2 separate regions of the Homo sapiens genome follow, and region 2 is linked to region 1. A link is an interaction called in ENCODE POLR2A ChIA-PET data of the cell type or tissue named here. Cell type or tissue: PC-3. All regions are shown on one strand. Each heading gives the region's core, and the rest is flanking DNA. Links, peaks and the distances in the headings are about the cores only.

Region 1 (4,407 bases), core at 209-4,208:
TTTATCCTTCACACTTTATTTGAATTTGGTTATTCCTAATGATAGTGCCCTTGGAGTTAAAATGGTTCTCCGTTGTTTCTTAAACTTTGTATATCTGGTACTTAAAATGTAAATATTCAAGGGATCTTTTTTTTATGAGGGTGAATTAACACTAGAAGAGAAACACAGCTGGCAAATTGACAGTAGCATTGTTAAACAGTTCATTTCTTCTGTTCTGAGGCACCTAACATTTGGCCTAAAATGCGATTAAAATTGTAGATTAGATTCTATTTGTATTGTGTAGTAAAAAGAGTATTTCCTCTGCATTTGCTCCTTCTGTTAAATTAAATTCTTTGTGGGAGCCTCTGTAAATTGCATATGGAGATTTGACTATGATTACCTTACCTCCCTTTTAAATGCTTTCCTAATTGCATTTTGAAAGCTCAGATATATATTATATATATGATTTAATAATCTAACATTCTTGATATCTTTTGTATATACACATTCAACATGTATAAATATTGAGTCATAGTATTTTAAGGCTATGTCACTGCATTTGGTACAATCATCCTATTTGTTTTCCAAAGGCTTACTAATTATTAATGTAAACTTAGTGAAGATGCTATATTTCACTCAGTCTGATCATATTTGGTATTTGGGCATTTCTCCCATTTCTTAGTTTTTAATTCTCATATCTCATACTTATTTCTTTTAACTTCGAGGGAGTTTGGAAAACTTAACTGATCACCACGTTTCATCTGGTCTGTTTAGTGACTGACTTTAAGTGCAGTATACTTAGTTTTTTAAAAAAGAATCCCTCTTGATGGAGATGGGCCAATTGGAAAAACATTTACATTGCTTTTAAATTTCTAATTTTGGGGGAGGTGTAACTAGACTTAAAAAAAAATAGTATTGTACAAATATTTCCTGTGTACCCTTTACTCATCTTCCTCAAATGCTGATATCTCATGTAATTATAGTATGATTATCAAAACCAAAAAATTAGTGTTGTTTCAATATGATTACCTAACTCACAAACCTTTCTTTATCATTTGTCCTACTGATATCTTTATCTTTCATAACCTTCATACATTTGAAGAATACTGGCCAGTTATCTTGTAAAACATCTCTCAGTTTGAGTTTGTCTGATGTTTTCTTGTGATCAAATTCAAGTTACACATTTCAGCAAGATTACCTCAGAAGTGATAGTGAAGTGCTCTTCATGGTAGATCATCTCAGAAGAAGCATGATATTTATTAAGTCTCATTATTGGTGACATTAACTTAGACTACTTGGTTAGGGTGGTACCTGCCAGGTTTCTCCACTCTACAATTACTATTTTTCCCCATTGTATTTAAAAAAATATCTTATGGCTGGGCACAGTGGCTCACGCCTGTAATACCAGCACTTTGGGAGGCTGAGGTGGGTGGATCACTTGAGGTCAGGAGTTTGAGACCAGCCTGGCCAACATGATGAAACCCCGTCTCTACTAAAAATACAAAAAAATTAGCCAGGTGTGGTGGCAGGCGCCTGTAATCCCAGCAATTCGGGAGGCTGAGGTAGGAGAATCGCTTGAACCCGGGAGATGGAGGTTGCAGTGAGCCAAGATAGTGCCACTACACTCCAGCCTGGGCAACAATAGCAAAACTACATCTCAAAAGAAAAAAAAACCCAAAAACCTTATGGGGAGAAACTTTGAGACTATGCAAATATCCTGTTTCTTATATCATCTCCTAATCACATCAATATCCCACTGTTGATTCTTGATTACAGCAGTTATAATTGTGATACTTGTAAATGGTGATTTTCTATTTTAATCATTCATTTTACATTTATCAATTGGAATTCACTGTAAAGAAGAGCTTTCCTCTCCTCTCTTTTTCTGCCCGCCCCCCACCCCTTGCCACTATCTATCTGTCTGTATATGAGTCTATCAGTAGGGACTCATAGACATTTTATTGTCTGGAATATAGCCATTATTGTCATTATTCACTTTGTTGCTCAGATTTTCCCAGTGTGGCTATTGGGAGTTTCTTTAAGTTGGCTTCTGTGTCCTTTTGATCTGGGAAAGTAGGTTTTTGAAGAGGAAGAAAATGGGCGCACATACTTAGGAAGAGTCAGTGATTGAGGCAAGGTGTGAAGATATGAGGCCTAGGGAGAAAGGTGAGAAGATATGAGGCCTAGGGAGAAAGAAAAGCAGGTCTGTGGGCCACAGAGGGTCTGTGTTCTGTAGAGTTGGTGCTGAGTGAAGGTATATCTCCTCAAGCTTTCACAGCAGTGATAGCCGTTGCTCCTTTGATATTGGTTTCTTCCTCAAGTTCTTTGGTTTTTCTTATTCCTGATGTCAGAATTGTAGTTATTTTCAGCTCATTTTTCCCTGCTTTTTTCCCTTAATCTTTTTGTTCATCTGGTTCCTCTACTCATGGATGTCTAGCTTTTTTTACTCTCCTTTGTTATCTCCTGGTTGATTTCTCCTATATCTTAGTAATATTGGCATTTGTTTTACCTAGAACAATATCTTATGTTTCTTTGTCAGTCTCCATTTAGGTATGCCTTTCCAGAACACTTTTCCCAATCCGACCTATCCCAATTTTCTTATTCTTTGTATAGACTGATTTTTAAGCTGCATAAGCTAATTGATGGTGTCTGTCTTTATGTTCTCTCAGCATTCTTCAATCTCGTTTGTCATTCTGTATCTTTAGACTATGTCATATTTTGGCTATATACAGCTTAGAAGAGTTTCTTCTAGTGCATTTAAATTATCTGTGTAGAAAAAAATATTATTGATATTTATTTTGTTGTCATTTATTTTTAAAGTTATAGCCAGAACTGAACAGTGTCTTTGTTTTGGTCTCAACTGCAGTGATTTGCTTTTTTTCTACCCAGAATCTTTAAGTCTGTTGAGCCAGGAGAATCCAAACAAATGATGAGTTCATAGTATTGTTGCCAGAGTGTGACAGGAAAAGGGTCCCAGGATGATCCAGACCTCAGGAGAAGGTTCTTGGATCTCACACAAGAAAGAATTCAGGGCAAGTCCACAGTGCAAAGTGAAAGCAAGTTTATCAGCAAAGTAAAGGAATAAAAGAATGACTACTCCATAGACAGAGCTGCCCCAAGGTCTGCTGATTGCCCATTTTTATGGTTGTTTCTTGATGATAAGCTAAACAAGGAGTGGATTATTCATGCCTCCCCTTTTTAGACCATATAGGGTAACTTCCTGATGTTGCCTTGGCATTTGTAAACTGACATGGCACTGGTGGGAGTGTAGGTGTAGCAGTGAGGATGACCAGAGGTCACTCTCCTGGCCATCTTGGTTTTGGTGGGATTTAGCTGGCTTCTTTACTGCAATCTGTTTTATCAGCAAGGTCTTTATGACCTGTATCTTGTGCTGACTTCCTATCTCATCTTGTGACTTAGAATGGCTTAACCCTCTGGGAATGCAGCCCAGTAGGTAGGTTTCAGCCTCATTTTACCCAGCTCCTATTTAAGATGCAGTTGCTCTGATTCACATGCCTGACAAGAGGACTTAATGTACTTTGAAGAGATTATAATTTGCCCATTCTCTATCAATATGGATTTTTTAAATAATGAAAATTGACTTTAGTCAGTGTTTGCATGTCCATATGTATTCTATGCATTTCATGTTCCTATCCTCAGCAGTGACGGAGCCAATGAAAGGAACCAGGTTTCTTGTTTTGAGTCTAATTTTGCCTTTTTCAAGGGGCAGATGTTTTGCATCCCATCTGTTTACTGTGGCAGTACAAAATGTAGTTTTCACTTGCACATATGGAGCTCATTGTGTGGTCCTTTGGCAGGAAAACACGCTCTTGAAAAGTAATGGAGTTGTACTATTTGTAGTATGGAAGTGCCTCAAATTTTGTCTTATACAAGTCACATGAAGAACTTAATTGTGCATAAAATTTGTTAAATAGCAGAAAGAGAAAAAGTTAGTGTTACTTTTATTGTCAAGATATGTATGTTTTTAAGTAATTTTGTTAAATGTCATTTTGATTATGCAATTTAAAACAATGAATACTCATGCTTACCTGACTATATATATATTGTTTTCACACATGCTGCTGATAGTTCTCATTACTTCTAGATAACAAAACAATAAAATCAGTGAAAATGGCATTTCATCATAAAATTCTGATACAATGTATAAAAGTTTTTGGGTTATTTCCCAATAGAAGTTTTAGTAACATGGGACAGACATGAAAAAGATTGAATATGTACCTATAATATTGACTAATTTGGTACTTCAGTGAAGGTAAAATTCTTGTTTTGCACTGCGTCCTCAGTTCACCTGTTTTGGCGGACAACTCTAAAGCAAGCCAATGTGTATTCCTTCCATGGAGTAGAGGCTGGGAAGAAACTGAGATTATATCTTAAACTAATCATTTGGGTCGTCTTGACTTTCAGTTT
Region 2 (4,407 bases), core at 174-4,173, 100 kb before region 1:
ATTAAAAATATTGTATAAAATTACCTTCAGGCTATGTGATAAGATGTATATGAAACATAAATAAATTTTATGTTTAGACTTGGGTCCCATCCCCAAGAAATCTCATTGTGTATATGTAAATATTCCAGAATCTGAAAAATATCTGAAATCTGAAACACTTCTGGTCCCAAGCATTTTGGATAAAGGATACTCAATCTATAGTAACATGTAATAGTTTCTTGAAACAGTATTGATGTAAATCAAAAAATGAGTTCTTTCAAATATTCTGGTTATCTGACAGCCTGACTTAGATGGGTTTCAGATATTATTGCCTCTCTGAAGAGGAAGAATTATGAGACTGGAAGTCAGCCTTTGGATACTCACAACTAACTTAGCTGCGTGACCAGGGATGCTTCTCTGGGCAGTTTCTTTATCTGAAAAATGAGCAATTGAACTGGATGGGTTCTGAGGATCTTTTTAGTTTTCAAATTCTGTGACTATATAAAGTTTTACTCTAATTTTAAAATGTTATGCTGTAATACCGTTCAAAATACTTCTATGTATAAGAAGTTATTAAAAAATTTAATCATATAGTTATATTTAACTATCAGAGTATATACTAGTAATTTGGTGGGGATGGGGTTAGAATATGTGTACATAAAAGTTTAAAACTAGAAGCCTGGGAAATTTACCTGTTTTTTATTTAACACCTGGGGTACTTGAAGATATCAGAAGATTGGTTTGGGGGTAATCTAGATTTTAATTGTATATGATTTATGCATAATCCTGTTTTGGGTATAAATGCATTCCAAATGCCTACATTCAACTTCTGAGAAGACTCCAAAAGTTGATATAAATATGGTAAAGTCCATTTCATAAGCCCAATTTTATGACTGGGATGAAAAGAGAGAAAAAGGTACCTACAGTTGAAAATTTGGAAGTTCTTTAGAATATTACCCAACTTGAAAATTTAAGGCCAAAGACTCTTCAGGATGTAAATCCCTTCATTTTATAGTGTATAACAGCAGATCTTTCCTGCTATCTTGATTCATTTCCTCATGAAGTGCTAAGAATGAACCCATGTGACCAAGTTTAGCTTTTTACTTTGGGGCCATCTGGGGATAAGTTTTTAAATTCTAGGGATAATTTTAAGGAAAATGATTTTCGTTGTTAAGCTACATAAACATGCCAGATTCAACCTCTGTACTGAAATGATTTCCTTGTGCCTTGCCTTGAGATTTTTGCATTTATTTTGTGTAATACCAAATTACTATTTTGTAGAGAACAGAATTATAATAAATGTTGAAATTCACTAATAAAATGCAATCACATAAAATCTATGCATATTATAAGCCATTAAAGATGTTAATGTATTAAAATATACATTTATCCTTCTGATTATTGAAATATAAGAAAATACTAAGTAAATTATACTTCATAAAAGTGAAGATAATTTAATCATGAAAAAAAGCAAAGTGGAAAATATCCTAATCTGTTTTTAGAATGTGAAAATCTTATGGTTCAATCCCAAGTTTTGGCACCAAAAAAAAAAAAAGTAAAATCTTAAGAAAATGTGTGTGTCACTGGTAACATTAGTCGTGATGTTTCTCCATAGAGATTTTTCCAAAAGCTCCGTTCCAAAATCTCTCTCTGCAATGAGGTAGGAATGTTATGGGATTAGAAAAAATATTTGGTGTTAGTTTATAACTAATCTACAAATCCAGTCTCTGGATTGATACTCTTCAGATATTTTGAAGTTTTTGTAGAGGGACTGTAGCTTTTATTAATAGCAAATCATAGTTGTAAACAGAGCATTCCTAGTTTCTTTGTCTTAATTTTATGTATAGATGGAGATTTCAGCTCATAATTAATTACCTGTATCTGGCTTAGTTGTATTATGTTCATGTTCATTTGTTTGAAAAGCCTTTGAACTAGAACAAGAATTATGATTGTAATAAAAAAACTTGCTTGTCAGTTGTTATTTTCTTCTTTCTTGAGAATTACAGAGAATAAGAGAACACTTTCTAATGCGTGCATCTTTATTTTGAAATTTTAATGCAGCAAATAACTTTCAAGATAGAAAAGGGTTTTTGTTAAGTTATTTGCACCATAAACTGCATAGTTGAATTTGTAGTAAGAAGACTCACCACCAATTTATTTCAGTAGCCAAGATCAAACTAGGGTACTATGCCAAAACATGTAATAAAAAGTGATGCAATACTTCAGCATGATTGCTTTTTATGTTTTGTACAGGTCCAGACCTATCTATTCTTACATGATGTGCAAAATTGAATGATTCAACCATTGATTTTGATAAATAAGGATTTTTACAACTATGAAATATTGGTGTTTTGCAAATTAAAAATAGCATGTTATGAAATATTGGTATTTTGGAAATTAAAAATAGCATGTTATTTTGAAATATTGAAAGTGAGTATGGCCATTAACTGTTACAATATGTAGGTCAAGGTAGAGATTGGTAGCTATATGGAATTTGAAGAATTTAGAATGTAAACCCAGCACTGAGATTTTTAATCTACTTTATTGTGTCTACTACTAGTCAGTCTACTTGGTAAATTGGTCTTTTTTTAAAAATCGTAGCAGAAGGTTAATAATTATGATTTTTTTCTCATGTGTAAAACTTTGTTTCCTTAGTTTTAATTGCAAAGCTTTTTAGGTCATTCTACAGTGTAAACCCAATAACATGTACAAAATGAGACATTTATATTTTAAGCATATCTTCTTCCTTTTTGCAACTTTTTATTTCTTCCTTTGAATGCATTAAATTTATTGGTTGTAGCCCTCTGTGAAGCAGGTGCTGCTCATCAGAGTGATTCTATATTCAGAAATATTAGTATATGGACATTTTAATGTGTGCTAATTTTATTTAACCTTATACAATATTTGTGGGCATAAGGTATTTTAGATGATTGTGAGTTAATAATCAATGATATACTGTACAGTTTTAAGATGTTTAGCATTGGTCTCACTTATATATATTTTCTTCTCACTAGGCAAGAAGTTATGAAATGGAATGGATGGGGATATAATGATTCTAAATTCATCTTCAATAAGAAGGGCCAAATTGAATTGACTGGGAAAAGGTAACCCTGGTTTATTTCTTCTTTTGTTCCTCCTTTAATTCTTTCTTTCTATGAAAAATTTTAAACACACATGAAAATATAATGATTCCTCCTTGAGTTTAAACATTATCAACATTTTGCCATAACTGCTTTTTGTCTCCTGGTAATATTTCAAATTCTGATGTTGTCATGTCACCTCTAAATATATGTATTTGTGTGTGTGTATATATATATTATATGTCTTAAAAAATAAGGACCTAATATAACCAATTATATAATATTATATATCCAAAATAGCAAAAAATTTTTATTTAGTTATCCAGTTCATATTCACATTCTCCAGTTGTCTCACAAACATCTTTTATAGGTAGTTTATTTGTGTCAGGATCCAAATAATGTCTATAAGCCACCCACCACCCAATTCCCATGCCATTCAGTTTTTTGAAAGTAGCTTCATATTTAAATCTGGTAATTTACAAGGAGTGTGGGTTATTATGAAAGGTGAATGATTTTAGGTCTGTGTGAATATAAATAGTATTTTAAAAAATTAGCTTCTGAGATAAATTAGGAAAGAAGTGATAGGGAAAGATCAGTCATTTTTGTGATAGCTTTTCTATGTCTTAAATGTGGTTATTTGTTGATAAGAATTACAAAGCATATTGGTTCAATCATACCTCAGTAAAACTGGAAAAATATTAAAAAGAATTCTAAAGGATATTTGTGTTATTCCTGTTTGTTCTAGATATGGTCAGAATTGTAAAACGAGTTCTTTGTTGGTTTTAAGCAATACTGCCTTTGCCAAAGCTCTGTTTTTGGTTTGTCTGTTGAATTTTGATACATTTGAAAGGGCAGTGAGTACAAATATGTAATACTTAAATGCTGGAACCAAAAATAAAAAGAAACTGAGACTAAGTAAAAAATTGGATCAGATATATTATGAGTCTATTCCAGTATTGTACCCTGATTTAATATCTATTGGACATTACTATACTTAAGTTAATGTTTTTAAAACATGTGCTATATCAGTATATTAAAATATCAGCAAAGTAAGTTTCATTCCTTTGGAGAAGTTATTTATTTCCTTTTCATTGCAATGTATTAATAATTTTTCTATTTTTCTGACATTAATATTTTGTACCTAAAATAAAACCTCAGGAATAGTAATTTGAAAGTAATTTTAATGAAGTTCTGAAGATGTACATTTGACTTTTTTTTTAATTAGGAAAATAAATATTATCTGTGTTCTCATTCCCATCCTTAATTGTGACTGGGTAGCAAGCAATGGAGGCTTAGTTGAGAAATTGTGTAATTCAGGTAGAAGGGATTTCTGGTTAATATCAGATTT

The links. Peaks named below come from ENCODE experiments on the same cell type or tissue, not always from the same donor. Only the 100,000 strongest peaks of a DNase experiment are listed, where the experiment ranks them.
Region 2: POLR2A ChIA-PET joins it to region 1 with 5 read pairs; 2 of 35 experiments call an interaction of 5 or more read pairs at or near these places.

What each region holds. Positions count from the first base shown.
Region 1 is chr2:177,516,799-177,521,205 of GRCh38, forward strand. The region is part of intron 17 of AGPS (alkylglycerone phosphate synthase); the gene reads left to right. Among named protein-coding and RNA genes, the nearest start is that of IFT70B, 34 kb to the right of the region's middle. In PC-3, for the core only: no CTCF peak of the experiment used is centred there; no DNase peak of the experiment used is centred there; H3K27ac peaks cover 723 bases.
Region 2 is chr2:177,417,276-177,421,682 of GRCh38, forward strand. It overlaps AGPS (alkylglycerone phosphate synthase), which reads left to right. Exons shown (of 20, transcript NM_003659.4): 2 at 2,994-3,083. Among named protein-coding and RNA genes, the nearest start is that of AGPS, 27 kb to the left of the region's middle. In PC-3, for the core only: no CTCF peak of the experiment used is centred there; no DNase peak of the experiment used is centred there.